Linked DNA regions of Homo sapiens: region 2 is linked to region 1. A link is a loop called in an ENCODE intact Hi-C map of the cell type or tissue named here. Cell type or tissue: mucosa of descending colon. All regions are shown on one strand. Links, peaks and the distances in the headings refer to the core of each region. The heading gives the core; the rest is flanking DNA.

What was found. Hi-C counts contacts between places; a loop is a spot of excess contacts. Peaks named below come from ENCODE experiments on the same cell type or tissue, not always from the same donor. Only the 100,000 strongest peaks of a DNase experiment are listed, where the experiment ranks them.
Region 2: it touches region 1 in a loop (7-fold over the local background); 42 of 110 quality-filtered maps call a loop at or near these places.

Annotation. Positions count from the first base shown.
Region 1 is chr12:131,635,582-131,650,370 of GRCh38, forward strand. LINC02414 (long intergenic non-protein coding RNA 2414) reads right to left here and starts at 12,540. Exons shown (of 2, transcript NR_146868.1): 1 at 12,464-12,540; 2 at 10,337-11,948. RefSeq lists a silencer at 3,200-3,394 and enhancers at 9,040-9,616, 9,645-10,636, 10,637-11,627. In mucosa of descending colon, for the core only: no CTCF peak of the experiment used is centred there; no DNase peak of the experiment used is centred there.
Region 2 is chr12:131,304,377-131,319,165 of GRCh38, forward strand. It overlaps LOC124903055 (a long non-coding RNA gene), which reads right to left and starts at 8,435. Exons shown (of 2, transcript XR_007063528.1): 1 at 8,354-8,435; 2 at 5,650-8,250. RefSeq lists enhancers at 6,364-7,265, 7,266-8,167, 9,070-9,969. In mucosa of descending colon, for the core only: no CTCF peak of the experiment used is centred there; no DNase peak of the experiment used is centred there.

The sequences.
Region 1 (14,789 bases), core at 3,666-11,665:
CCCTGGAGACTTCATCAAACGCTGGAATATGGACAGATTGATGAATGCATAGTACCTGGCCAGCATTAGAGGGAGCTTGGTGAGTATATTAGGGCTAGGATGTATCTGTCCATGTTTGTCGCTGGCCTATTTCTTACCTTGACATTTCCACTGGAGGGAGCCTGGAAAAGAAAGTGAGATTTATGCCACCTGGTCTAAGAGCTACTGTCCTTCCATGTTAAGAGAATCGATGTGGTCACTTAATCAGATGCCACTTTGTTTAATTGTCACATTATCACACCAGAACCACTGTTCCTGCCTGGACCCAGCCTCTGCTCCTCAAGGGAGTCAATTAGCCATCTGAGTGGCCACCTGACACATGATGTGCAGAGATGGGAGGAGACATGCCAAGCAATTTCTTTTACGCTAGGGCTGTTAATGCTGTGAAGTCTGACTAAGGGTTTCTGTCCACTGATGGTGCTTTTCATGTGATGCGTGTGGTTCTGCTCCTGTCTGAGTCCACCCTGAGTCTGCCTTTCTTCCACACCCTGAGCCCCTTCCATGCAAATGTGCCTTTCCTGACAGCCAGGCTGGTGTGGACAGAGAACTAGGCAGCCATGTAGAGTGTGGTGGAAACATGTCTTCTCTGGAAACATCAGCCTTCACCCCCACACCAGGGAAGTGCTTTGAGCTTCACTGCCCTAGATGCCTTCCTGTGGGCTGTCCACAGGCCTCTCTCTGATGCCAAAGGGATTTGCTCAGATGAGAAAGAAACACCAGGGGGGCTGGGAGGGTGTGCAGACCTGAGAGGTGAGTCTGAGAATATCCAGGAGCTGCCACTCCGCCCGCAGGAGGGGACCACAGGAGATGCAGGAGGGAACCACGGGAGACCCAGGAAGGGACCACGGGAGACCCAGGAGGGAACCACGGGAGACCAAGGAAGGGACCGTGGGAGACCAAGGAAGGGACCGCGGGAGACCCAGGAGGGGACCACAGGAGAGCAGGGGCTGGAGGTGTGGGTGAGTAGTAAGTGCAGGAAAGGGCTGACCATGAACATGGAGTCCTCTTCTCATTTCTTCCAGGCCCTCTTGGGCCCTGTTTCTAGGGCTCTGCACCTAGATCGATGGGAGGAGGATGATGCCATTCACTGAAATAACAGGAATAGGTGTGTGAGGAGGAGCTGGCAGGGTGAGAGGTGAAGACTTTGTCTGGGGAATCCACTCACTGAGGAGCACCTGGCCATGGCCTCAGCTGCCACCCTCCTGACACCCACTCTGTTCTACAAAGTTGAAGGTAGAGGCACCTTTCTCTTGGCAACAGGAGGTCCAGCGGGGCTTTTCCCATAATTGTAACCCCCCCCTACACACACACACACACGCACACACACACACACACACACGGCTTAAGAAGAGATGGAGACAGACAGTCACCCTGCAACAATCACCCCCTCTGGGCCTGGACAGGACCAGGGAGGGCGGGCATGGGTGGGGGGGTTGCTTGCCTGATGGGGAGGCCGTGTAGGAGTGAGTGCTGACTCAGCTGAACACAGTGAGGGGCTCCTGGGGATCCTGTGTGAACATCAGGGTCCCTGCAGGAGGGGAGACCATATCCCACCCCATGCTGGACACGTGATGAGCAGCAGAGCCACAGGCCACCTGCGGCTGGCAACCCAGTGCCAGGAGGGGTGGGGAGGGCTGCACAGTCATCCTCTGAGGGATCAGCCTGAGTCTAGAGCTGGTGCCAGCTCCCAACTGTAGACTCAGGAGAGGCCGCCAGCCAGGGTAGCCCACACAGCAGGCCCCGAAGGACCCCAGAGTGCCCAGGATAGTAACCTGGGTATATGTTTCACCCCAACATGCCCTTGGGTGGCCACATGGGGGTCGTCCAGCACAGCCCCAGGCAGCCTGAGGCCATCCTTTGTGGACACATGGGAAGGCGGGTGGGCCCGGGGACAGCCAGCCAGTGACTTTATCTCCATTCTGCAGCAGTGTCTCAGGGCCACAGAGGCACCCAGCAAGTGCTCCCCATGGGAGGGTCCGGCACACAGGAGGCAGCTTCTTCTCAGCCACTTGGCTCCAAGGAGGAGCAGGGTCCTGAGCTGCATCAGAGCCCAGCCGCGTGTGCCTTCCCCGTGTACGGGGCTGTGGGGCCGGGGGGCGGCGTAGAGACCCCCTGACCAGGCCTGGTTCAGGCTCAGGGCCCTGTGGGAGGAAAATGATTTTCAAACACAAGCCCCTGGCTTTCCTGAATGGGTCTGGGTGGGCAGGGGTGGGGCAGTCAGAGGGAGGAGGGAGTCAGAGACCAGGAGGCTGCTCACCCCATGGGGCGGTGCCTGGGAAGCAGGGCCTGGGATGATGCTGCACACTGAGGTACTGTCAAAACTGGGGGCAGTCAGTCCAGATGCAAGAGAGTGTTTGAAAGGATGACGCTGGCCCTAACCTGGGGCAGAGGTTCTCCCTGTTGCAAAGTCAGAGGGAGAATCTTGTGAGTTGGACACATCAATGTATTGAGTCTCTTTTGCAGCATGGGGTAGGTAAGAATGTGGGAGTGGCGGAGGAAGGGAAAGGGAATTGGGTGTGGAGGAGCTGGAGGTCCCAGTGGGTGCCAGGCTGGGGATGAGAAGGTGAGGAGACAGATAAGGGTGGTGAGGAGACAGATAAGAGTGGTGAGGGGACAGATAAGGGTGGTGAGGAGACAGATGAGAGTGGTGAGTGGACAGATAAGGGTGGTGAGGAGACAGATGAGGGTGGTGAGAAGAGAGATGAGGGTGGTGAGGAGACGGATGAGGGTGGTGAGGAGAGAGATGAGGGTGGTGAGGAGAGAGATGAGGGTGGTGAGGAGAGAGATGAGGGTGGTGAGGAGACAGATGAGGGTGGTGAGGAGACAGATGAAGGTGGTGAGTGGACAGATAAGGGTGGTGAGGGGACAGATGAGAGTGGTGAGGGGACAGATGAGGGTGGTGAGGAGAGAGATGAGGGTGGTGAGGAGAGAGATGAGGGTGGTGAGGAGAGAGATGAGGGTGGTGAGGAGAGAGATGAGGGTGGTGAGGAGACAGATGAGGGTGGTGAGTGGACAGATGAGAGTGGTGAGTGGACAGATAAGGGTGGTGAGGGGACAGATGAGAGTGGTGAGGGGACAGATGAGGGTGGTGAGGAGACAGATGAGGGTGGTGAGGGGACAGATGAGGGTGGTGAGGAGAGAGATGAGGGTGGTGAGGAGAGAGATGAGGGTGGTGAGGAGAGAGATGAGGGTGGTGAGGGGCTCTGAGGGGAACATGGTGCATGACCAGCAACAGACTCTCCAGCCCCTGGGCTCACGTGGGGACATTGATGGTGCTCAGCTCTTGCGTCTTCCCTCTAGGAATCCACCCGGCAGAAAATACACCTGTGTGAGCTAAGAAATAGACTCCAGGACATCCTCTCTGGCTCTGTGAGATTCAGGGTCACATTGAGCTGCCCTAGTTTCCATCTGCAGAAGGCAGATTAGGTGAACGACACCCAGCTCTACCACAGAACACTGGCAAAAAAAAATCGATTAGGTTTAAGGGGGTTCTGTGTGCTCTGATGTTGAAGGATTCCATGGGCTAAAGCTCCACCTGGGAACTGGACTTGACCCATCAAGCACTATCTGCAAGCCCTGCCCAGGTGACAGGGCTGGTGACCCCTGCCGCTGCATCGACCTCTGCAGTTCTAAGGGGAAACGGACCAGCCAAGTACTTCTCAGTGAAGTAAAAACGAGTCTTGGGCAGGGGTTACCCTGCTAGAGAGTAGGCAGGAAGGGAGGGTCCTCTCTAGCTCTGGGGACTCCACAGCTAGGTAAGGGGTGGGCATAGGGGGTGGGTGGAAGGAAGCTCTGACGCAGGTGTTTTCCTTGGCTCTGTGCCAGCCAGGCCCGGGGGCATCAATCTCACTCCATCCCCTGGGGCTCTGCCAGTTGGTCAAGGCCAACGTCCACCCTTCTGGGTCATGTCCAGGCTTTCACCTTCACCCCCGCCGTCCTCACCTCACCTGTGGAAGCCTTTTCATTCAGACCTTGGGTGAAGTGGTCCCTTCTCCACCCCAGTCCCTCCAGTGGGGAGGACCTAGGATGTCTGTGCTGATGGATGAGCTGAGGAGCCCAAACACCGAGCCTCCTGGGAGGGCGTCCTGGACACATCCCTCAGCCGTCCCTGCTATGGGCACCAGCTGCTTCCGTGGGTGGGTGCTGGGAGGAAACGGGGAGCAGTCTCCAGTCTGGAGGTGCTGCTTGTAAACTGGAGGTTTGTCAAAGCCTCTCCACCTCCCGCTCTGATGTCTTCTCCATATTTAGGACTCTGTTAGAAGGAGACAAAAAACCCAACTCAAACCAACTGAAGGGTCCAGGGTTGTGTATCTGCAGGTACAGCTTGATGGATGGGCCCGGGAGAAGCCACCAGGACCTCTCTGTCTCTCTGTGTCTGTCTCTCTGTCTCCTTCTCTCTGACTCTGCTGCCTGTCTGGTTCCTCTCCTGGCTGAGCTCAGCCATGTGGGGCCAACCCCTCCACCTGCAGTGCCAAACCCACTCCCCTCCTCTCAGGGACATTTATGAAGAGATCCATCCTCCCAGTCCTCTGTCAAAGCCCAGATGTGGGTCCCTCGGGCTTTCACTGCCTGGGGGTTGTGTCCATCCAGCACCAGGTGCCCTGATCAAGATGCTCTGATTGGCCAGGCCTCATCAACAACCATCCCAGAGCTGGGACAGACGCATGATCTGAGAACTGGGGGGGGGGTCATTTCCATGGGAAACCAGTGTGCTCTTGGTGGAATAGGAGGGAAAGGTTCTTGGGGCACCATAAAAAGCAGATGCGAGCACTCGGTGACCTTGAGAGCGGGGTTGAGTTCCCTGGCAGGTTTTAATTGTAAAAGAGCTTCCGAGGGGCAATGCTTACCTAGAGGATGGGAGGTGCACCCCTGGGATCTGGCACTGTACCAGGTTGCAGAGGAGACATTTTGGGGTGGGAACAGGGGAACCCCGAGTCTGAGAGTCGCTCTGTGCTGGGGAAGGGTTGAGGGGAGTTGAGCTCAGGCTGGGGAGGGGCCTCTCAGCTGCAGAGTGTAGTGTGAACACAGTTGCATATCATTATAGGATTGGAAAATGAGATTCCAGAACCAGACAGCCTTCCCTCTCTGGGTGCCAGCAGCGAGCGTCTGTTCCTGAAGCAGTGATATGGCCCTCGGCACAGTCAAGAATTGTGCCATTTGGGAGGCAGGAAATCGTTTCCAGGAGAAAGTGCCCCATGCAGATGGCTAAGCATCTGGCCCTGGGGAATCTGCAAATGCTGAAAACGTCAGGATTTAAAAGAAACCCAGACTTGTTCCCTTTTCCTAATTGCTTCCAACCCTTCCCTGAGCCTTTTCTCCCTTAGAGACAATGGAATGGGCTAGAATGTGCTCAAGGGTGCAGAATGCTGGGCAGGAATCTTAGGGATGAACCGCAGAGAGGTGATGGGGTGGGGAGAATTTCCCAGTTATTTCCAAACCAGTGGGAAGTTCCAACTGGGAACATATTCCCCAGGGCACTGAACTATTAAAATAGGGCACCGACTTAAATGGTGCATGGACCAATCAGAATTGACCACAGACCACACAGACTGGAGCAGGGGCCAATCAAGATGAAAGATTTGCCAATCAGGATGGAGCATACCTCAGTGAGAATGGATCAGGAACCACAAAGAATGGATCATGATCTAATCAGGATGGAGCATGGGCCAATCACAATGGAGCACCGTCCAATCAGGCTGGAGCATTTTTCAGTCAGAATGGAGCACGGGCCAATCACAATGGACACCTGTCTAAAGACCCAGCACGGACGGAGCAGTGTGTCCAGCTGAGTGTCTCTCCTGGTGCTGCACTCATCAGGCCCCTCCCTATCTTATCCCACCGCCCCAGGCCGTGGGTCAGGAGACAGAGGTGCCTGGAGGAGCCAAGAGCAAGCCCCACTTCTGCCTGTGCAACGAGACACCCACCCTGAGAGAGGACTGTGGGGGGCAGAAGGACAGGAGCCCAGGGATGTGCTGTGTCTGTCTGTCCGGCTGTCTGTGCAGGAGCCCGGAGACCTCAGGCTTCCAAGCTAGCATTTGTGCTCCTCAGATCTGGGGTCGACTCCAGGACAAGCTGATACTTACAGACACAGAAGGCGATTTAAACCTGTCCCCAGGAGCTGACAGTGTAGTCTGGGGTGAATTCATTTGTAAGAGTCTGTTGACATTCATTGTAAAAGATGAGTACTTCTCACTGGTCCTCACATGTCTCATCCCTGAAACGGAGGGGGAGAACATCATTTTAATTGCCATACAGTATGTGTTTCCTGAAGACTTAATGGCTGCTTTGCAGTTTACCATGGAGGGGTAGATTTATAGCACTGTCTGCGGGTCCTTGCCTGTGCTGGGCTCATTGTCAGGTTGTGGGTAAAATGGAGAGGGTCTAGGGGGCGCGCCTTTGCCACCCAGGCATCTCCAGAGCTGACTTGTGGCTCAGGGCCAGAGGCAGGCCAAGGACAGTTCAACCAGCGATCAGAGCCCAGGCCTTCCAGGCAGGTCCAACTCCCAGTGCTGACCCTGACAGCTGTGCTGTGTGATCCCGGAGCTATCCTCACCACTGAGCACGGTTCCCTTCTCTGTAAAGCAGGGAAATTGATGCTCTCCCAGGGACACCACTCGGCAGCCATTCCCCCAGTGCCTGGGACAGCCCCCTGAGGATCACCCTTCACCCAGCCTCAGTCCACGTGGTTTGGGGACATCCCCAGGCCAGGGACAGATCACATGACTGAGTCACAGCCAATCAGCACACGGCTGTCCCAGAGCACGTGATTGGCTCAGGCATAGGGGTGTGACTCCATCAGAGCCAATCAGATGCAAGGAAACAGGCTGAGAGGCTCTGGCCTTTCTCACTGCCTGTGACCTGAGGGGGCGTGGCACAGGTTGCGCCCCTGGGACCAGTGGACAGAGCCTGCTGGATACTGGAGTCCACGAGGAAGAAGCAGAGCCGGGGTAGATCAGGCCTTGGTGATAGTGACCTGAGCCCTGGGTTCACCCAGACCTCAAATCAGGTCGCTCTGCCCCTCCCCTAGATTCACCCATTCATCCCCTTTCAGGGCTTAGGTTCTTCCGGTGGGGTTTGTGTCACTAACATCAATGAGGACAAGATAGGCCTATTTCAGAAACAGGAGGTGATGAGGGTGCCTGGCTACAAGAATTCTTAAATAGGGGCTGCTATTAGTATACGGAGCTCTCCTGCTGCCAGGGTGCCCCTCATATCCCCGAGACGGAGCAGGAAGAAGGACCCACTTCAGCCCCACGAAGTCCGGATGCAACTGCGAGTCTCCAGTGTGGGCGTTGTCCTCCTCAGTCTGGTGTTGCTGCACTGCGCCCGACCCCAGCCTGGCCACGGTCCCCGTGAGGCACCCGCCCCTGAGTCTCCTCGATGGGCATTCCTCTTCCTGCCAGGCTCATCCCAGGCCTCCACCTCTCCACCTGTTCCCCGTCCCCAGGAGTCAGCCCCTGTGGCTCGAACACCTTCTGCTGCTGACCACGCATCTGAAGGAGCCCCACTCACACCCCTGCCATGTCACGCTGACCTTCACCTACTTGATTTTTCTTCCCTTATCACCACCCAATGCTTTAACGTGGATTATTTTGGTTACTCTTTGTCTGCAGCACAAACAAGCCCAATGAGGGACAGGACTTGGTCTTGGTCTCAGTCTCAGTTGTCCCCTATTTGTTGAATGGAGAAGTGGATTGATGAATGAACAAAATGACTGATCAATAAATGGATAAGTGGGAGGATGAATTAATGGATGAATACATAGGTAAATGAATGAATGAATGATGGATGAGTGAATGAATGAAGAATGAATAGATGAATGGATTGGTGTGTGGATGAATGGATAGATGAAAGAGTGGATGAATGGATGGATGGATGGGTGGATGGATAGATGAATGGATAGGTGAAAGAGTGGATGGATGGATGGATGAATGAATGGATGAGTGGATGGATAGATGGATACAAATTTGCACAGCTCAAATTCTCCTCTCAAATGAGTTTTATGAGTCCTTCCCACTCTCACTAGCTCATGGTCACCTGCCCAGTGTCCTGTCTGCTGTACCCCCACAACTCCATGAGGACCCTGTGGCCTGCACTGGTCAGAGAAGGTTTCCTGGAGGAGGGGACTCAGGCAGAGCATGGAGGAGAGAAGAACTCGGGGGCGGGCTGGGGGCACAGCCTGCAGATGGTGGGGAGGGAAGCTCCATCCCCAGGTGGTGGGTGGGGTCTCACAGCCTCGCTCTGGCTCTGTTGGACTTGGGAGAGTGCTGGTAGCTAAAAATGTTTTTTCCCAAAAAGTCTATAACTGGGAGACAGAAAGTAGGGCAGGTTCACAGTCCAGCAGGAATGAGGCCAGGAAGAAAACAGGATCCAAACCCGAGCATGTGCTGCTCATTTGCATATCGTTTGCATGGAATTCTTAGTGCTCCTCCACTCCCCACCCCCTCCCTGCCGCCTTCTCTGGGACTCAGCTCACAGTGGGGCTTGTCTCAGCCCCATCAGACACCAGAGCAGGCACAGGCAGCACCATGAACACAGATGGGTCCCCAGTGACTGTGGCCCTGAAGAGAGGAAGGGCCTCCTGGGGCTGGACCACCCCCTGGTGGGCTCAAGAAGACAGAGGGGGCCTTGGACTGGGGACAGCCAGCAAGCCTGGTATGCCCCTGCTGGGACTGCCCTGCTGAGTCTATTGTTAGGGTGCCCTTTGTTTGCCTGACCACGGGAGGCCTGCAGGACAGGATGGTCTGGGGACAACCTCAGAACAGGAGGTCTGGGCTCCTTCTCTGCTTCCTTCCTTGGAGTTTCTTGTGTGAGAGAGGAAAGGGCTGCCCAGGCCGCACCACAGGAATCGTGAGACCATAACTGGGGCTGTTTTAAGCCTGCAGGGGTGTGGAAGTTGTGGTGCAGGGACAGAACCCAGACCAGCCTCTGGGAGAGAGGATGGGGAGCTCCCTGGGCCCTCTCCTGTCCCTACAGTTCACAGCCCATGCACCAGAACTGGTCACAGGGCACAGGCACAACCCCCTGCAGGGATCAGGGGCCCCGGGGAGTGCACAGGCCCTTGGGGAGGACCAAGGCCTCCTCTGCTGCCATTGGGATGGCACAGGTTCTGAAGGGCAGGTGTAGCCCCTGCAGGGTACAAGCAGAGGGTGACATCCTCTGACACAGGCTGGGGAGGGACCCCAGGCAGTTGTGTGGGGAGTGCAGGGCCTGGATGCAGGCAGCAGCCTGGGGTGTGTCCTGCAAGACCACAAGGAGAGGCCATGGGTGCGGAAGAGGATCCCAGGGTGAATCTCAGGAAAGCAGCACTGGGACACGTCTGCCGCTAAGGTTATTCTAAAGGCAGAAGCACAGGGACTTCCTGAAAGGCTGCGTAGAAGCGAGAGGCTTGGGCTCGGCTGCCTGGAAGAAGGGAGGCGCCCTGTTCTTGGAGGCCAGAGGATGAGAGCGAGGCAGGCTAAGGAAGAAATCATGGCCCAGCCTGGGCCTGGGGCAGGGGCCTGGCTGGGGAAACTCCTGGCTCAGGAGCAGAGCACGGGAGGAGAAGCACAGCTGGCCCCTGCTCTCCAGGCCTCTGGGAGGTTGGGAAGTGCATGAAAGCACCTCTGAGTCTTGGGTTCTCCATCTGCACAGTGGGCAGGATGATGACGGGCCCTTCTTCCCTAGAAGGAACTTTTTAGGCACAAATGAGGAAATAACATGGAAAGACTTGGAGGCTTCGCCCACATAAGGCAGGAGATCACTCCAAGGTAGGATGACTGCTATTTTGATTGGCTGTAATCAAATGTAATGTCTTGTTTTCATGATTTGGATTGGAGGTGGAAATATTAATTCGAATCATCTATCCTGCAGGAAATGGACCTCCCTGATGGTGGCTTCCCCCGTTCCCTGTAACTGCCTGTGACTGATGAGCCATCAGCAGGGATGGGAGGGATGGAGCCTCGGACATCATTTACTCACTTCTGCTTGTTAAATAACTCAGGACCTGGGGCCGCTTCTCAGGGCTGGGGCTGAGTCTCCGTGCCCACCGTGGTGCTGGGCATATTTGCTGTCTCTGGGGAGACAGACGCGAAGCAGAAAGGCAGAAGGAAAAGCTGTCAGCCCAGGCGTTCCTGCCAACCCATGCCGGCCTGCAGGCCACCGCCCTCTGCCCATCCCGGAAGGACGTGTTTTCCTCTTAAATACCTGAGTCAAGGGGCTGGGGTGCATCTTTCCCTCCGCCCTCTTGCTGAGCTGCGTGGCTGCATTGAGGGGATTTTTCTGTCTCTGCCATTAAACAAATCCTGGCAGGCTAATTAGCTGTGGGAGGTTTCAGGTGCTTTCATTTTCAAAAGAAGTCAAGCACATATTATGCTTGGAACAAGCCTAGCTTTCTAATGAAAAGAGACTGCAACTGAATCATCAAACAAATATAAACAAATAGATCAATAAATGTGCATGCATACACGTGTTCACAGAGGACAATTTGAAGGTGAAACATGAAATGAGAGCGCGCACGGAGGTGCCAGCCATGAGATGTGCAGAGGCCAAGAGCGCAGGGCCAGGGTCAGGAGGATGTGCAGTGGAGCCGGGTAAATGTTACTGCCGCGCCCTAAGAAACGGGGAGGGGAGGGGGCAGGTCTGGAACCACCTAGGAGGCAGATTTGGCTGATTTGTTTCAGGAATCCTTTCTGCCTTGTGATTTAGGAGTTAACGTTTCCTTCTCCTCTTTCTGCTCCTCCTTCCTCCAATAAAGTGCGTGACCTTCATCAGTGCACACACAGGTGGCACTGGCTCAGGGCCCATCGAGGGCCAGTGTCCTGGGCCCTGCCAGGGCATGTCTGTGGGAGGGCCACTAGGGTCAGGGGACAGGGCCGTGGGGAAAATCTGCCCTGTGGATGGATTTGACTGCAGCCACTCTGTCCTTCTGGGAATCAAGGAGGAGCCTTCCCTTGTCCCTGGGACAGCAGGCGCTTCCCCAGGTGGTGGCCCCTCAAGGGTTCCTCCCCAGCACGCTTCCTGCCCTCCCACTGCTCTGAGTCAAGTTCCTCCCGCTCACCTGCTGACTTCATTCCTGGTCCCCTCATCGTCCTGGGCGGGGCCTTCCTGAGCTGCTCCCTTAACACTGAGGAGCTTGACCAGCCACAGGGGCCTGGCCCTCTCCAGGGTGCTGAAACCTGCTGCCGCTTCCTGGGTGGGGACTGCGTGGCTGTCCCAGGATAAGCAGATGTGGGACCCCGTGGCAGAACTACAGTTGTTTTGATGTTTCCATCATGCCCTAAATCCAGCCAGAAGCAGCTTGAAGATACCTGGTGCGCAATGTCCTGCCGATAGCCGGCGGCTGAGCAGACGCCTGGGAGAGAGCATCTTTATCCTGGATGGGCTCAGAGGACCTTCAGAGTCCAACGCACACCTCTCCAGAATCCATTCAGGCGTCTGCAGGCTGGAGACTGAGGGCAGAGGAAACAATGCCCATGGGATTAGCACCCGGCTCAGCAAATGCTCATCAATCCTTCTGCACTCGGCACTGCGCTGGGCCCCTGGGGCTTTAGAGAGGGTGAGATGTGGTCTTTGAATCTGGAGAGTCATCGCGTAGTTGTGAGCCACACTACAGCTCCTCAGCAGAGGAACAGTGAGGACGCAACATCAAACAGAAGAATCTTGAAGACGAGGCAAGGGCATTGAGGTGCTGCCACCGCCTCTGGCCGGCTCTTGCCGCAGCTGATAAACGTGCAGTATTGGCGTTGTCGGGAACTGGCTTTCTGGGGCCTCTGTCACTTCCCGTCTCTGCAGAGCTTGTGATTGAGCCTGTTCACAGGACACCTTCGTGCTGGACACAGCTTCCTGTCGTGATCCAGAAACTCTGAATTTAATCTAAGATTGCTAACAAGAGTTTCCTGGGGCTCTGGAGGGGACCATCAGGAGTGGTGCTGCTCCCGGAGAAATAAGAAAACTGTGTCAGTCAGGGCTCGGCTTCAGCTTGAAGTGGCAGAAATGCCCACTCACATTCATGCACATATGCACACACTCACTAACTTACACACACACACTCATGCCCACTCACACTTGTGCACACATGCATACTCAAACATCCTCACACACACTCACATACATGCACTCACTCTCACAGCCATGCATACTCTCACACACATGCACACTCACATACATCCACACACACTCACACTCACATTCATGCACCCTCACACATATACACTCACATTCACTAACACAGCACGCACACTCGCAATCACACCCACATGCACACCTACACACTCACTGCCCTGCACACTCACTCTCACACATGCTCACACCCACACACTAACACACATGCACACTTACACTCTTACGCTCACAGACATGCACACTCACATGTTCACTCATCCCCATGCTCACCCCCATGCACGCACACACACACACACACACAGGTTTGAGAAGTTGCCTCTACCTCCTTGCTTCTCCTCAATGTGTGCTGCCTTCTCCCAACATCTCCTCGTGGAGCCGGGACTCAGCCACTGGCCCATGTTTCTGCACCTGGAGGAACCGGTAACCTGGCTGGATGGAAAGAAGGTAATTTTGATCAGGGGAGACATCTTCCTTCTGTACAACATCCCACTATTTGGGTTACAGCTTACTTGCCCTTCCCAAGACTGGCCTCCGTTGTGAGAATAACACCACACAGGCAGCATGATCTGGGGAAAGAAGAAACTCCGTACTTTGTGAGTGACCAGCTCTTGGGCCACTGCTGAGATTCTGGAGGGCTTTGGGCCATTCTATGATCCACCCATCCATCCATTAATTGCACTTCCACTATGTGCAAGGAAATGCTAGAGTTTTGGGTCCCCCAAAGAGGAGAAGAATTAGAGGTGCAATAGTCAGCATAGGCTAAGCTCTGCTTCAGTGACCAAAAAAAAAAACCCGCCTTCAGCGGTGTAAAAGCTTCTTCCTCATGCATGTTGCACGGCCACCACATGTCAGCAGGGAGGCTCCGCCCGTGGCAGGAGGACATGTGAACACTGCTGGCTGCTGTGCCTGAAGGAAGGGGTGTCCCAGGGAGTCTCACGTGGACAATTCGTCGCTTTGACATGGATATTGTAGTGTCATTTCCACTCAACACTCATTGGTCAGAGCCTGTCACTGGCCCCACCCAACCACAAGGAGCCAGGATGTGCAGTCTTTTCCTTGTGCCCAGAAGGATGAGAACCAAACATATCTGACAAGCATAACTGCTGACAGCATGTGGAGAGGCGGGACCATGACCACAGCTTCCCCGCTGGGCCTTCCAAGGCATGCATCTGGCTCAGACTGGGAGCATCTTTCTACACCTATAGTTTCATCCTAAGACCCTTGCCAGAAGATGGGACCTGATCCTGCTACCTCTGTCTATTCACAGGCCTGTGGGGACCACATGGGGGTTCTTATTGGTGATCTACACACAATGGGCCACTCACTTGTGACGGAGAGGTTGGCAATGTTCCTCACTTGCTCCCATGGGATAAGACCCCCCGGAGGGCCACAAGTGACTGCTTCCCCTTGGGCCAAGTGGTTGGTATTAAATGACTGGGATGTCCACCGACCACTGTCTGCATAGCCAGGTCCTCCAGAGACCATGGAATTTTCTTGAGGCCAGCAGCTCAACTGCAATGAGACAGTGAACTGAAACCTGGAAATCCCTTTTTAAACGTCTTACTTTTATTACTTTTTTTTTTTTTTTTTTTTTTTTTGAGACGGAGTCTCGCTCTGTCACCCAGGCTGGAGTGCAGTGGCACAATCTCAGCTCACTGCAACCTCCACCTCCTGGGTTCAAGCGATTCTCCTGCCTCAGCCTCCCAACTAACTGGGACTACAGGCGTGTGCCACCATGCCTGGCTAATTTTTGTATTTTTAGTAGAGGCAGAGTTTCACCATGTTGGCCAGGCTGGTCTTGAACTCCTGACCTCAGGTGATCCACCTGCCTCTGCCTCCCAAAGTGCTGGGATGACAGACATGAGACATCGTGCCCAACCACTTTTACTTTTTTTCAAATCATACATTCTTAATTCATGCTCCTCTAAGACACTAGGGAGAAATGTGTCCCTTGCTGCTACACCAAAGCGGAAGCCTTGAGACTGCACCTGCCCTCTCCTCTCTGTCCTCCTCCTCGCCATTATTTTTGCTGCTCCACCAAAGTGGGGAGCCTGGTGACTGCACCTCCCCTCTCCTCTCTGTCCTCCTCCTCACCATTATTTTGGTGGACGCCCTGGTGCCTGGGTCTGTGTAGGGTTCCCCCCATGGGAACAGCACAGGATTCGCTGAGCCCCTTGTCTCTCGAACATATAGCTTCCCCTTGGCTGAGCAGTGGCCTTGGCCAGTCCCATGTAGGACTGGGTATGACAAGCATGGGTCTTCACCAAGAATTCCCTTGGGTTCTAATGATAATGTCTTCTAATGATAATACTCAGTTATTTTCCAGAAATGCTGCCAGACACTCAGATTCCTCACTTACCTTCTACCCAGTGGTGGAAAGAATCGTGATCCAGGCAGATGTGGGTTCCTTCTCCACAGCTCACTGGCCGTGATCTTGGCTGAATGGTTGAACACTGTGGAGACCAATGTCCCTCATCTGCACACTGGCCTTACAGCAAGTAGCTCCTAGGCTGTGAGGTGAGGGGCCACAGCCGGTCAGCGTGTGCAGCATTCAATTTGTCTTCCCCAGGCTCTGGCCATGTTTCCCCCTAGAGGAGGCCTGAGAGTCCCAGAGGCTGTGGGAGCCCAGAGTCCTCCAGAATCCTCTT
Region 2 (14,789 bases), core at 3,993-11,992, 330 kb before region 1:
AGGGCTGGGGAAGGTTGTCCTCACTCTGGGTAGCCATGGGTCCAGTTCCCACTCAGGGCTCTAATCCACAGGTGAGGCAGATGTGGAGGGAGGGATTGAGAGTCTTCAGTTCTGAGAAGCTCCTGGTGATGCTCATGCTGCTGGTCCCAGAGTAGCAGAGCTTTAGGGGCTCAAATTCCCCATTTTCCTTCACTGTGAGAGGTACCTGCTTAGGGGCCATGGGAGAGTCCCTTTTATCCCATAACTGATTGTTGCTCAGGGTCCTCTCTGCAGAGCCCCCGGTCGACTCCCAGGGACAGACCTGTAAGGTTTCTCAGCTAATTGTGGCAGCATTTCCTGCAGTGGATTCACCCCCAGAATGTGGCACTGGGCTGCCTGTGCCTCTCTTTGTTTTCCTGTTGCTGATGCGGTGCCTGGGATAAGAGTGCAGAGCTGGCTTGGAAGACGGGAATTTCTCCTGTCGATATCAATCACGTCTAGTGTATTGCTGAACCTGCCTCATTACAATGTCAAATGTGTTCAGAGATGGGAGCTTAAACTGCCATTATCCTTACCCATATCTCTCTCTGCCTTGAACTTCTGTAAGCAATGAATTTGAATCCCAGGACAGGGATGAGAAGGTGCTGAGTTCCAAAATGAGGGGATAGGCTTTGTGGCATCCTGGGCAGAGGAGTTTATGTGTTTAGTGTGCAGGCACCATGGCGGGGGATCACCCCACAATGAACCCGGCCACAGGGCCATGGATGGGACACATCTCTCAGCGGGGACCCAGGGACAGTGTCTCCATCACCTCCATCCCAGCGACCCTCTACTCACACCTTCAGTCAAATGTCTGCTCCTCCCTGTGAAGGGCGAGGGGGCCATGGAATCCCTGACTGCACAAAAGGCTGAGCACTGCACACACCCGGAGATCTCAGGCCCCTGCCCTCTGGCTGAGCCAGGGGGAAAGGGGATTTTTCCTGGAATTCAACTCTCTGCACCGTGGCCACCCCTTGAAGGACTCACAGACTCCCCTGATTCAGCCTCATGGCATCTCAGGGAGGTTGGGCAGCTTCCCTCTGCAGCTGGAGGCCGAGTGCCTCTCCCACCTCCAATCCTGCCCTTCAGCAAACTGACTGACAGGCAAAGGAATCAACCCAGAGCCTCCAGAAGCTTCCAAGTCCCAGCCAGGGGAGCCACACCTGCCCAGATGCTGCAGAAGAGCAGCACTCAGTCATGGCCTGCGCTATTTCACACAAGAGGAAACTGGGTTTGGGAGAAGGAAGGGGCTACGCAGACTTAAATAGACACGGCTTTAAGCAAAGATAAACTCACAGAGCAGAGAAGGTGTTCTCTACGCTCTGCTTTGTCCAGATTTTAGAATCATGAATGTGTGACCTGAGACCCTATTAATTAGACGCTTTAATGTGATGACTAAAATTGGTCAAAAATTTAGATTAGCCAATTCACAAAAGAGGATTCTCACACGTCCCATAAGCACAGGGACAGTTGTGCAGCATCGCCAGACATCAGGGAAGTAAAAATTAAACCATAGTGAGACTCCAGTCCATGCCCACAAGAATGGCTGGAATTGGAACAGCTGACCTCCTGCTGAAGACCAAGTGGGGCCCTTGCAACTCCTGTGTGTAGCTGGGAGGAGTGTGCAATGGTGCACCCCCCTAGGACACCCTTTTGGATGGCTTCTGGGGAGGAGTGTGCAATGGTGCACCCCCTAGGACACCCTTTTGGATGGCTTCTGGGGAGGAGTGTGCAATGGTGCACCCCCTAGGACACCCTTTTGGATGGCTTCTGGGGAGGAGTGTGCAATGGTGCACCCCCTAGGACACCCTTTTGGATGGCTTCTGGGGAGGAGTGTGCAATGGTGCACCCCCTAGGACACCCTTTTGGATGGCTTCTGGGGAGGAGTGTGCAATGGTGCACCCCCTAGGACACCCTTTTGGATGGCTTCTGGGGAGGAGTGTGCAATGGTGCACCCCCTAGGACACCCTTTTGGATGGCTTCTGGGGAGGAGTGTGCAATGGTGCACCCCCTAGGACACCCTTTTGGATGGCTTCTGGGGAGGAGTGTGCAATGGTGCACCCCCCTAGGACACCCTTTTGGATGGCTTCTGGGGAGGAGTGTGCAATGGTGCACCCCCTAGGACACCCTTTTGGATGGCTTCTGGGGAGGAGTGTGCAATGGTGCACCCCCTAGGACACCCTTTTGGATGGCTTCTGGGGAGGAGTGTGCAATGGTGCACCCCCCTAGGACACCCTTTTGGATGGCTTCTGGGGAGGAGTGTGCAATGGTGCACCCCCTAGGACACCCTTTTGGATGGCTTCTGGGGAGGAGTGTGCAATGGTGCACCCCCCTAGGACACCCTTTTGGATGGCTTCTGGGGAGGAGTGTGCAATGGTGCATCTCTAAGACACTCTCTTGGATGGGTTTTGTGGAGGAGGGTGCAACGGTGCACCCCCCTAGGACACCCTTTTGGATGGCTTCTGGGGAGGAGTGTGCAATGGTGCATCTCTAAGACACTCTCTTGGATGGGTTTTGTGGAGGAGGGTGCAACGGTGCACCCCTAAGAAACCCTCTTTGGTGGGTTTTGTGGAGGAGTGTGCAATAGTGCACCCCCAAACACCCTCTTGGATGGGTTTTGTGGAGGAGTGTGCAATGGTTCACCCCTAGACACCCTCTTGGATGGGTTTTGTGGAGGAGGGTGCAATGTCGGACCCCTAAGACACCCTCTTGGATGGGTTTTGTGGAGGAGGGTGTAATGGTGCACCCCTAAGGCACCCTCTTTGATGGCTTCTAAGAAGGTTACACATAGAACAATCCCATGACCCAGAAAATCCATTCCTGGGAACGTAAGAAAAATCCATAAATATGTCCACAACAAACAACTGCACGAGAATGACACAATAGCTTTGTTCAAAATAGTGAAACCCAGAAACAATCCAGGCAAATGCAGAAACAAATAGCAGAATCTTCATACAATGCAACGTTACTCTACGATCACTCCTGAGAAAGACAGTTTTAGGGAGAAATCTCAAGAAATTATGTTGAGAAAAAAATGGGAGTCATGAAATACTACACGTCACAGAATTCCATTTATATCCAGTTCCTGTCACTTAGGTTTCCAAACAGGCAAGACTGTGTGGAAACAGAGCACAGGAAAAGTGACCTCTGAGTGTGGACTGGAAAGGGCATGAGGGGCTTCCTGGGGGTGGTGTCTGTGCCTCAACTTGGGGGCGGTCACAAGGCCTGTACATATGTGAAGTCCCGTCCATCTGTACTCATAAGATTTGTTATTTTACTGAGTGTAAGTGATGCCTCAAATAACTACTAAAAAGGGATGATGGTAAATCCTGCCTGATCCTTCAAACCCCATCTCCTCCTGCCCCGCCCTCAACCCTTTCCTTAATCTCCCAGCCACACACCATCCCCTAGAGCAAATATGTTGTTTTTGCTGTTTTTTCCCCATACGTGGATTCAAGATCAATGCAAATATCAACTGTACATTTGAAGATTAAAGTGAAAGTCATTCTTGACTCCACCCCATCCTTTCCCTCCTGCTCACCACATTCCTATTCATTTCCAGAAAAACACTGTGGCCTGGTGGGAGTGGGGGTGTCTCTTCTTCCAGAGGGTCTCTAAGCTTTTACATCCATACATCCATATGGATGGAAATAAGTGCCCCTTTCACCATGGCTTTTATACACACACACACACACACACACACATCACACTGGGGCCATGTCTTCTTCCTTGCTTGTTTTGTAGAATAGCAAGCCTTAGAAATCTTTCCATATGCATATATATAGTGCTACCATTTTGCATCAGCTGCTACACAATATTCCATAACATGGACATACCATAGGCTGTATTTAACCAAATCACCCTCGGAAGAGACTAAAGTTTTATTTTTCCCCATGTCTCCAGGATGACTGTCGACGTGGCAGCACACATTCTAGCACCCGCCTCCTTTGCCCATGCTCAGGTAGAGGCTGAGAAGTGAAATTGGGAGCCATGGCATGTGTGCACTTTTTGTGCCAATAGATACATCCAGATAGTTCTCTAGAAAAGACCATTCGAACTTACATTCACACAAACAGCATACACGAATCCTCTTTCCGCATATCTTGGCTAATACTTTTTTCTTTCTTTCTTTTTTTTTTTTTTTTGAGACAGAGCCTCGCTCTGCTGCCCAGGCTTGAGTGCAGTGGTGCAATCTCAGCTCACTGCAACCTCCACCTCCTGGGTTCAAGCAATTCTCCTGCTTCAGCCTCCCAAGTAGCTGGGACTACGGGCCTGCGCCACCTCACCCGGCTAACTTTTTATATTTTTAGTACAGACAGGGTTTCACCATTTTGGCCAGGCTGGCCTCGAACTCCTGACCTCGTGATCCACCCGCCTTGGCCTCCCAAAGTTCTGGGATTACAGGTGTGAGCCACTGTGTCCGGCCACTTGGCTAATACTTGACGTGATCATTTCCTCACTTCTGCCCATCAGATAGGTGAAACGTTGTATCTTGTTTTAACTTGTTTGCCCTCATTCCTACTGAGTTGAGTATTTTTCTATGTTGCCCTTTGACATTTCTCTCCCATAAATTGTTTGTTTATATCCTTTGCCTGAATTTTTGCTGGGTTGTTTATCTTTTCCACATTACTCTAGGAAGGCGTTTACAGATTCTGTGTGTGAATCTTTTGTTTTATGTCGTGTAATGTTTTCTCCGAGTCTGTGGCTAATCTTTTCACTGTATCTTTACTGATATGGAAATTTTAAATGTCGATGTAGACAAAATTATATATTTTTCACCTTAGCCCTGTGTGGTTTTGTCTTGTTTAGGGTCTTTTGACACCCAGGTTACATTTTCCTGCTTTTTTTAAATTTTGAGACAGAGTTTCACTCTTGTTGCCCAGGCTGGAGTGCAGTGGTGTGATCTCGGCTCACTGCAACCTCTGCCTCCTGGGTTCCAGCAATTCTCCTGTCTCAGCCTACCAAGTAGCTTGGATTACAGGCGTGTGCCACTACACTCAGCTAATTTTTGTATTTTTAGTAGAGACGAGGTTTCATCATGTTGGCCAGGCTGGTCTTGAACTCCTGACCTCAAGCGATCCACCTGCCTTGGCCTCCCAAAGTGCTGGGATTACAGGCATGAGCCACCATGCCTGAGTCACCATGCCTGGCCCAGCATCTGATATTTCTAAACGACACATGACAATGACCAGTTTCTCCCAGTTTTCTGAATGTTGCATGTTCATAATATCCTGGATTGTATCAGTTTAGTGCCAAAAAATGGTTTCAAAATTATAATCCAGTTCCTTGCAGACAAAAAGGATTCTGGAATAAAACAAATCAGAGCTGCTTCCACAAACCCCAATGAGGTTCCTGACTCTGGGCAGGCAGGAGTGGCCTTTGCTCCCCAGAAAAGGAACTAAAGAGAGTCGTGGAGGACTTGGAGCTCTTGCAGCCTCTGAGACTCTCAGGCCTCCCCTGGGGGGAAAACATGTCCAGAACCTGAAAAAGACAAATGAAAATCCACTCACACTGACCGGCTGCTGCCCCTCACCCCACAGCCTGGGAGCTTCTCAGACGGCTGCCTTTCTGCCCATAGCGACTGGTTCAGGGCTGGGCTGCTGACAGAAGCTGGGTCAGGTAGAGCAAAGATTCTCCCCAAGACTGTTTATTGATACATAATAGATGTACATATTCGGGGTGCAGGCATATAATGTGTAGTGATCAAATCAAGATCACTTGTGACGCTTGTGATACCTGCCACCCCAAATCAAGACACTTGTGATACCTGCCACCCCAAATATTTACCTTTCCTTTATGCGGGGAACATTCACATTCTTCTCTTCTAGCCCTTTCGAAATCTACAAGGACAGTGAACAGGCGTCATGGAGGGAATGCTGGAGTCTGTTACCCACGTAGCTGTTATGCCAGAGGAATGGGGTCCACAGTGGTCAGTGTGAGGCTCAGCCAGTGTGAGTGGAGGAAGCAAAGTTTGCACAGAGAAAGACGCAAGAGCACCATGCTGAGCTCCCGCTCCCTATTCCAGCCTCACAGAGACCCAGTCACACCTTGCTCTCCCCGCTTCATGTGGACTTCCCTGACCTACACCAGTGTGAGCTGCATTTCTGCCACTTCAAGCTGAAGCTGAGCCCTGACTGACACAGTTTTCTTATTTCTCCGGGAGCAGCACCACTCCTGATGGTCCCCTCCAAAGCCCCAGGAAACTCTTGTTAGCAATCTTAGATTAAATTCAGTGAGTTTCTGGATCACGACAGGAAGCTGTGTCCAGCACGAAGGTGTCCTGTGAACAGGCTCAATCACAAGCTCTGCAGAGACGGGAAGTGACAGAGGCCCCAGAAAGCCAGTTCCCGACAACGCCAATACTGCACGTTTATCAGCTGCGGCAAGAGCCGGCCGGAGGCGGTGGCAGCACCTCAATGCCCTTGCCTCGTCTTCAAGATTCTTCTGTTTGATGTTGCGTCCTCACTGTTCCTCTGCTGAGGAGCTGTAGTGTGGCTCACAACTACGCGATGACTCTCCAGATTCAAAGACCACATCTCACCCTCTCTAAAGCCCCAGGGGCCCAGCGCAGTGCCGAGTGCAGAAGGATTGATGAGCATTTGCTGAGCCGGGTGATGATCCCACGGGCGTTGTTTCCTCTGCCCTCAGTCTCCAGCCTGCAGACGCCTGAATGGATTCTGGAGAGGTGTGCGTTGGACTCTGAAGGTCCTCTGAGCCCATCCAGGATAAAGATGCTCTCTCCCAGGCGTCTGCTCAGCCGCCGGCTATCGGCAGGACATTGCGCACCAGGTATCTTCAAGCTGCTTCTGGCTGGATTTAGGGCATGATGGAAACATCAAAACAACTGTAGTTCTGCCACGGGGTCCCACATCTGCTTATCCTGGGACAGCCACGCAGTCCCCACCCAGGAAGCGGCAGCAGGTTTCAGCACCCTGGAGAGGGCCAGGCCCCTGTGGCTGGTCAAGCTCCTCAGTGTTAAGGGAGCAGCTCAGGAAGGCCCCGCCCATGACGATGAGGGGACCAGGAATGAAGTCAGCAGGTGAGCGGGAGGAACTTGACTCAGAGCAGTGGGAGGGCAGGAAGCGTGCTGGGGAGGAGCCCTTGAGGGGCCACCACCTGGGGAAGCGCCTGCTGTCCCAGGGACAAGGGAAGTCTCCTCCTTTATTCCCCAGAAGGACAGCGTGGCTGCGGTCAAATCCATCCACGGGGCAGATTTTCCCCACGGCCCTGTCCCCTGACCCTAGTGGCCCTCCCACAGACATGCCCTGCAGGGCCCAGGACACTGGCCCTCGATGGGCCCTGAGCCAGTGCCACCTGTGTGTGCACTGATGAAGGTCAGGCACTTTATTGGAGGAAGGAGGAGCAGAAAGAGGAGAAGGAAACGTTAACTCCTAAATCACAAGGCAGAAAGGATTCCTGAAACAAATCAACCAAATCTGCCTCCTAGGTGGTTCCAGACCTGCCTCCCCTCCCCTCCCCGTTTCTTAGGGCGCGGCAGTAACGTTAACCCGGCTCCACTGCACATCCTCCTGACCCTGGCCCTGCACCCTTGGCCCCTGCACATCTCATGGCTGACACCTCTGTACGGGCTCTCATTTCACGTTTCACCTTCAAATTGTGCTCTGTGAACACGTGTATGCATGCACATTTATTGATCTATTTGTTTACGTTTGTTTGATGATCCAGTTGCAGTCTCTTTTCATTAGAAAGCTAGGCTTGTTCCAAGCATAATATGTGCTTGTTTTGACTTCTTTTGAAAATGAAAGCACCTGAAACTTCCCACAGCTAATTAGCCTGCCAGGATTTGTTTAATGGCAGAGACAGAAAAATCCCCTCAATGCAGCCACGCAGCTCAGCAAGAGGGCGGAGGGAAAGATGCACCCCAGCCCCTTGACTCAGGTATTTAAGAGGAAAACACGTCCTTCCGGGATGGGCAGAGGGCGGTGGCCTGCAGGCCGGCGTGGGATGGCAGGAGCGCCTGGGCTGACAGCTTTTCCTTCTGCCTTTCTGCTTCGCATCTGTCTCCCCAGAGACAGCAAATATGCCCAGCACCACGGTGGGCACGGAGACTCAGCCCCAGCCCTGAGAAGCGGCCCCAGGTCCTGAGTTATTTAACAAGCAGAAGTGAGTAAATGATGTCCGAGGCTCCATCCCTCCCATCCCTGCTGATGGCTCATCAGTCACAGGCAGTTACAGGGAACGGGGGAAGCCACCATCAGGGAGGTCCGTTTACTGCAGGATAGATGATTCGAATTAATATTTCCACCTCCAATCCAAATCATGAAAACAAGACATTACATTTGATTACAGCCAATCAAAATAGCAGTCATCCTACCTTGGAGTGATCTCCTGCCTTATGTGGGCGAAGCCTCCAAGTCTTTCTATGTTATTTCCTCATTTGTGCCTAAAAAGTTCCTTCTAGGGAAGAAGGGCCCGTCATCATCCTGCCCACTGTGCAGATGGAAAACCCAAGACTCAGAGGTGCTTTCATGCACTTCCCAACCTCCCAGAGGCCTGGAGAGCAGGGGCCGGCTGTGCTTCTCCTCCCGTGCTCTGCTCCTGAGCCAGGAGTTTCCCCAGCCGGGCCCCTGCCCTGAGCCCAGGTTGGGCCATGATTTCCTCCTTAGCCTGCCTCGGTCTCATCCTCTGGCCTCCAATAATAGGGCACTTCTTCCAGGCAGCCGAGCCCAAGCCTCATGCTCCTATGCAGCCTTTCAGGAAGTCCCTGTGCTTCTGCCTTTAGAATAACCTTAGCGGCAGACGTGTCCCAGTGCTGCTCTCATGAGATTTGCCCTGGGATTCTCTTCCGCACCCATGGCCTCTGCTTGGGGTCCTGCGGGACACACCCCAGGCTGCTGCCTGCACCCAGGCCCTGCACTCCCCACGCAGCTGCCTGGGGTCTCTCCCCAGCCTGTGCCAGAGGGTGTCACCCTCTACTCCCACCCTCGTATGGGCTCCACCGGCTCTACAGAACTTGTGTCATCCCAAATGGCAGCAGAAGAGGCCCTGGTCCTCTTCAGGAGCCCATGTGCTCCCCAGGGTTTCATGGTTATGAAATGGACCACTTCTGGCCCATGGGCTGTGAACTGTAGGGGCAGGAGAGGGCCCAGGGAGCTCCCCATTCTCTCTCCCAGAGGCTGGGCCTGGTTCATTCCCTGCACCACAACTTCCACACCCCTGGAGACTTAAAACAGCCCCAGTTATGGTCTCATGGTTCCTGTGGGGTGGCCCAAGCAGCCCTTTCCTCTCTCACACAAGAAACTCCAAGAAAGGGAGCAGAGGAGGGGCCCAAACCCTCCCATTCTGAGGTTGTCCCCAGGCCGTCCTGTCCTGCAGGCCCCCCGTGGTCAGGCAAACAAAGGGCAACCTAATAATAGACTCAGCAGGGCAGTCCCAGCAGGGGCACAACAGGCTTGCTGGTTGTCCCCAGTCCAAGGCTCCCTCTGTCTTCATGAGCCCACCAGGGGGTGGCCCAGCCCCAGGAGGCCCTTTCTCTCTTCATGGCCACACTCAATGGGGACCCAGCTGTGTTCGTGGTGCTGCCTGTGCCTTCCCTGGTGTCTAATGGAGCTGAGACAAGCCCCACTGTGAGCTAAGCCCCAGAGAAGGCGGCAGGGAAGGAGTGGGGAGAGGAGGAGCACTAAGAATTCCATGCAAATGATATTCAAATGAGCAGTACATGCTTCGGTCTGGATCCTGTTTTCTTCCTGGCCTCATTCCTGCTGGGCTGTGAACCTGCCCAACTTCCCATCCCCTGGTTATAGACTTTTTGGGAAAAAGCATATTTAGCTACCAGCACTCTCCCAAGTCCAACAGAGCCAGAGCGAGGCTGTGAGACCCCACCCACCACTTGGGGATGGAGCCTCCCTCCCCACCATCTGCAGGCTGTGCCCCCACTCCACCCCTAAGTTCTTCTCTTCTCCATGCTCTACCTGAGCCCCCTCCTCCAAGAAGGCTTCTCTGACCAGTGCAGGTCACAGGGTCCTCATGGACTTCAGGGAGGCACAGCAGATAGGACACTGGGCAGGTGACCAGGAGCCAGTGAAAGTGGGAAGGACTCAGAAAAATCATTTGAGAGGAGAGTGTGAGCTGTGCAAATTTTTATCCATCTGTCCCTCCACTCATCCATTCATTTATTCACCCACTCATCCATCCATCAGCCATCTATCCATCCATCCATCCATCCATCCATCCATCCACTCTTTCACCTATCCATTCATCCATCCATCTATTCATTCATCCATCCATCCACTCTTTCACCTATCCATTCATCCATCCATCTATTCATTCATCCATCCTTCCATCCATCCATTCATCCATCCACCCATTCATTCACCTATTCATCCACTCATGCTTCCATTATTTATTCATTCACCCACTCATCCATCTACCCATCCATCCATTCATTCACCATTCATCCATTCATTCATTTTTCCATTATCCTTTCATTCACCCACTCATCCACCTATCCATCCATCCATTCATTCATCTATCCATTCATCCATGCACCCACTCATCCATCCATCCATCCATTCATTCATCTATCCATTCATCCATGCACCCACTCATCCATCCATCCATTCTTTCATCCATTTACCTATCCATTCACCCATTAATTCATTCTTCCCCTCATCCATCCATCCAGCAATCCATTAATCCATTCATCAATCCATTTGTCCATTCAACAAATGGGGGACAGCTGAGGCCGAGACCAAGACCAAGTCCTGTCCCTTACTGGGCTTGTTTGCATTGCAAACAAAGAGTAACCAAAATAACCTACATTAAAACCTCAGGTGGTGATAAGGGAAGAAAATTGAAATAGGTGAAGGTCAGTGTGACATGGCAGAGGTGTGGGTGGGTCTCCCTCTGGTGTGTGGTCAGTAGCAGTAGAAGGTGTTTGAGTCACAGGGGCTGACCCTGGGGATGGGGAGCAGGTGGAAAGGAGGAGGTCCGGGATGAGCCTGGTCCACTGCTCGGGGGAGGGAGAGGAGCACCCACCAAGGACACCCAGGGGCAGGTGTCTCACGGGCCAGGCTGGGGTCGGGGGCAATGCAGAAACACCAGCACTGATGAGAATGATGCCCACATTTGAGACTCACACTTCCATCTGGACTTTGTCGTGCTGAAATGGTTCATTCTACCTGATCCATCTCGGTTAAATGAGGGGCACCCCAGCAGCAGGAGAGCTCCGTATACTAACAGCAACCTCTGTTTAGGGTTCTTGTGGCCAGGCACAAGCATCACCTCCTGTTTCAGTGGATTGTCTCACAGTTCCCTGATTATTCTCTGAAATAAGACCATCTTGTCCTCATTGATGTTAGTGACACAAACCCCACTCGCAGGGCCTAAGCCCCAAAGGGGATTAATGGGTGCTTCTAGGAGAGGGCGAGAGTGGCCTGTTTTCAGATCTGGGTGTGTCCAGAGCTCAGGTCACTATCACCAAGGCCTGGTCCACCCCTGGCTCTGCTTCCTCCATGTGGATTCCAGTCTCAAGCAGGCTCTGCCCACTGATTCCAGCAGGGCAATCTGTGCCACGCCCACCTCAGGTCACAGCCAGTGAGAAAGACCAGACCCTTTCAGCCCAAATCTCCTTGCACCTGATTGGCCCTGATGGCTTCACACCCCTATGCCTGAGCCAGTCACCTCCCATTGGAGGGCGTTGTGCTGATTGACTGTGACTTGGTTATGGAATCTGCCCCTGGACTGGGGATGTCCCCAAACCACGTGGACTGAGGCTGGGTGAAGGGTGATCCTTAAGGGGCTGTTCCAGGCACTGGGGGAATAGCTGCTGAGTGGTGTCCCTGGGAGAGCATCAGTTTCCCTGCTTTACAGAGAAGGGAACCATGCTCAGTGGTGAGGATGGCTCTGGGATCACACAGCACAGCTGTCAGGGTCAGCACTGGGAGTTGGACCTGCACAGCAGGCCTGGGCTCTGATCTCTGGCTGGACTGTCCCAGACCTGCCTCTGGCCCTGAGCCACAAGTCAGCTCTGGAGACACCTGCGTGGAAAGGGCACACCCCATAGACCCTCTCCATTTTACCTAGAGCCTGACAAGCCCAGTGCAGGCAAGGGCCCACAGACAGTGCTATAAATCTACCCCTCAATGATAAACTGCAAAGCAGCCATAAAGTCTTCAGGAAACACATACCGTATGGCAATTAAAATGATGTTCTCCCCCTCCGTCTCAGGGATGAGACATGTGAGGACCAGTGAGAAGTACTCATCTTTTACAATGAATGTCAACAGACTCTTACAAATGAATTCACCCCAGACTACATTGTCATCTCCTGGGGACACGTTTAAATCGCCTTCTGTGTCTGTAAGTATCAGCTTGTCCTGGAGTCGACCCCAGATGTGATGAGCACAAATGCTAGCTTGGAAGCCTGGGGCTGCCTGAGGTCTCTGGGCTCCTGCACAGACAGACAGACACAGTGCATCCCTGGGCTCCTGTCCCTCTGTCACTCACAGTCCTCTCTCGGCTTGGGTGTTCCATTGCACAGGCAGAAGTGGGGCTTGGTCTTGGCTCCTCCAGGCACCTCTGTCTCCTGACCCACGGCCTAGGGTGGCAGGATAAGAAGGGGACCTGGTGAGTGCAGCCATGACAGACACTCAATTGGACACAGTGCTCCCTCTGTGCTGGGTTTTGGACGGGTGTCCATTGTGATTTGCCCATGTTCCATTCCAATGGGAAAATGCTCCAGCCTGATTGGCTGGTGCTCCGTTGCGATTGGCTCATGCTCCATTCCGACTGGAAAATGCTCCAGCCTGACTGGCCTGTGCTTCATTGTGATTGGTTCATGCTCCATCCTAATTGGCTCATCATCTCATAATCCATTCTCATTGATCTATGCTCCATCCTTATTGGAAAATGCTTCATCTTGATTGGCCCATGCTCCAGTCTGTGTGGTCTGTGGTCAATTCGGATTGGTCCATGCACCATTCTGATAAGTCCATGCTCTATTTTAATATTTCAGTGCCCTGGGGAATATGTTCCCAACTGGAACTTCCCACTGGTTTGGAAAGAGCGGGGAAATTCTCCCCACCACATCACCTGTCTGTGGTTTATCCCCAGAGGTGAGATTCCTGCCCAGCATTCCGCACCCTTCAGCACATTCTAGCCCATTCCATTGTCTCTAAAAGAGAAAAGGCTCAGGGAAGGGTTGGGAACAATTAGGTAAAGGGAACAAATCTGAGTTTCTTTTAAATCCTGAAGTTTTCTGCATTTGCAGATTCTCCAGGACCAGATGCTTAGCCATCTGTATGGAGCACTTTCTCCTGGAAACGATTTCCTGCCTCCCAAATGGTGCAATTCTTGACTGTGCTGACGGCCATATCACTGTTTCAGGAACAGATGTTCTAGCTGTTGGCACCCAGAGAGAGAAGGCTACCTGGTTCTGGAAATCTCATTTTCCAATTCAATAATGATGTGCAAGTGTGTTCACACTATGCTCTGCCACTGAGAGGCCCCTCCCCAGCCTGGGCTCAAACCCCCGGGTCCTCTTCTGCACTTGGGGTTCTCCGGCCCCCTCCCCAAATGTCTCCTCCCATATGAATGAGTTAAGTGATTGATTGAATGAGTGAGTGAATAAGTGAATGAGTAATGAGGAGTGAATGAGTGAGTGAATAAATGGGTAAATGAATGAGTGAATGAGTGAATGAATGAGTAAGTGAATGAGTGAGTGAGGGAGTGAGTGAATGAGTAATGAGGAGTGAATGAGTAAGTGAGAAAGTGTGTGGATGAAGGAGTGAATAAGTGAGGGAGTGAATGAGTGAGAGAATGAGTGAGTGAATGAATGAGAAAGTGAGTGAGTGAGCAAGTGAATGAGTAATGAGGAGTGAATGAGTGAGTGAATGGGTAAGTGAGGGAGTGTGTGAATGAAGGAATGAATAGTGAAAGAGTGAAGGAGTGAATAAGTGAGGGAGTGAATGAGTGGATGAGAGAATGAGTGAGTGAATGAATGAGTGAGTGAATGAGAAAGTGAGGGAGTGAGTGAGGGAGTGAATTAATGATGGAATAAATGAGTGATTAAGTGAGTGAGAGAGTGAGTGAAGGAGGGAGTGAGTGAGAGAATAAGTAGATTAGTGAATGAAAGAGTGAGTGTGGGAGTGAGTGAGGGAATAAATGAGTTTTTGAATGAATGAATGAGTAAGTGAATGAGCAATAAGTAAATGAATGAATAAGTGAGGGAGTGAGTGAATGAGTGAGTGAGAGAATGTGAGAGTAAATGAGTGAATGAGTTAGTGAGATGAATGAGTAAGGGAGGGAGTGAGGGAGGGAGTGAATGAGGGAGTTGTCAACCCCGAATATCTGAGACAAGTCTCAGTTAATTTAGAAAGTTTATTTTGCCAAGGTTGAGGACAGGTGCCCATGACACAGCTTCAGGAGGTCCTGATGACATGTGCCCAAGGTGGTCAGAGCACAGTTTGATTTTATTCATTTTAGGTAGACAAGAGACATCAATCAACATATGTAAGATGAACATTGCTTGGGTCTGGAAAGGTAGGACAACTCGAAGTGGGGAGGAGGCTTCCAGGTCATAGGTAGAGAAGAGACAAATGGTTGCATTCTTTTGAGTTTCTAATTAGCCTCTCCAAAGGAGGCAATCAGATATGCACTTAACTCAATGAGCAGAGTGGTGACTTTGAATAGAATGGGAGGCAGGTTTTTCCTAAGCAGTTCCCAGCTTGACCTTTAGCTTAGTGATTTTTGAGGTCCCAAGATTTATTTTCCTTTCACATTTCTCCCCTTTTCTTTTTTAAAAATCTTTTG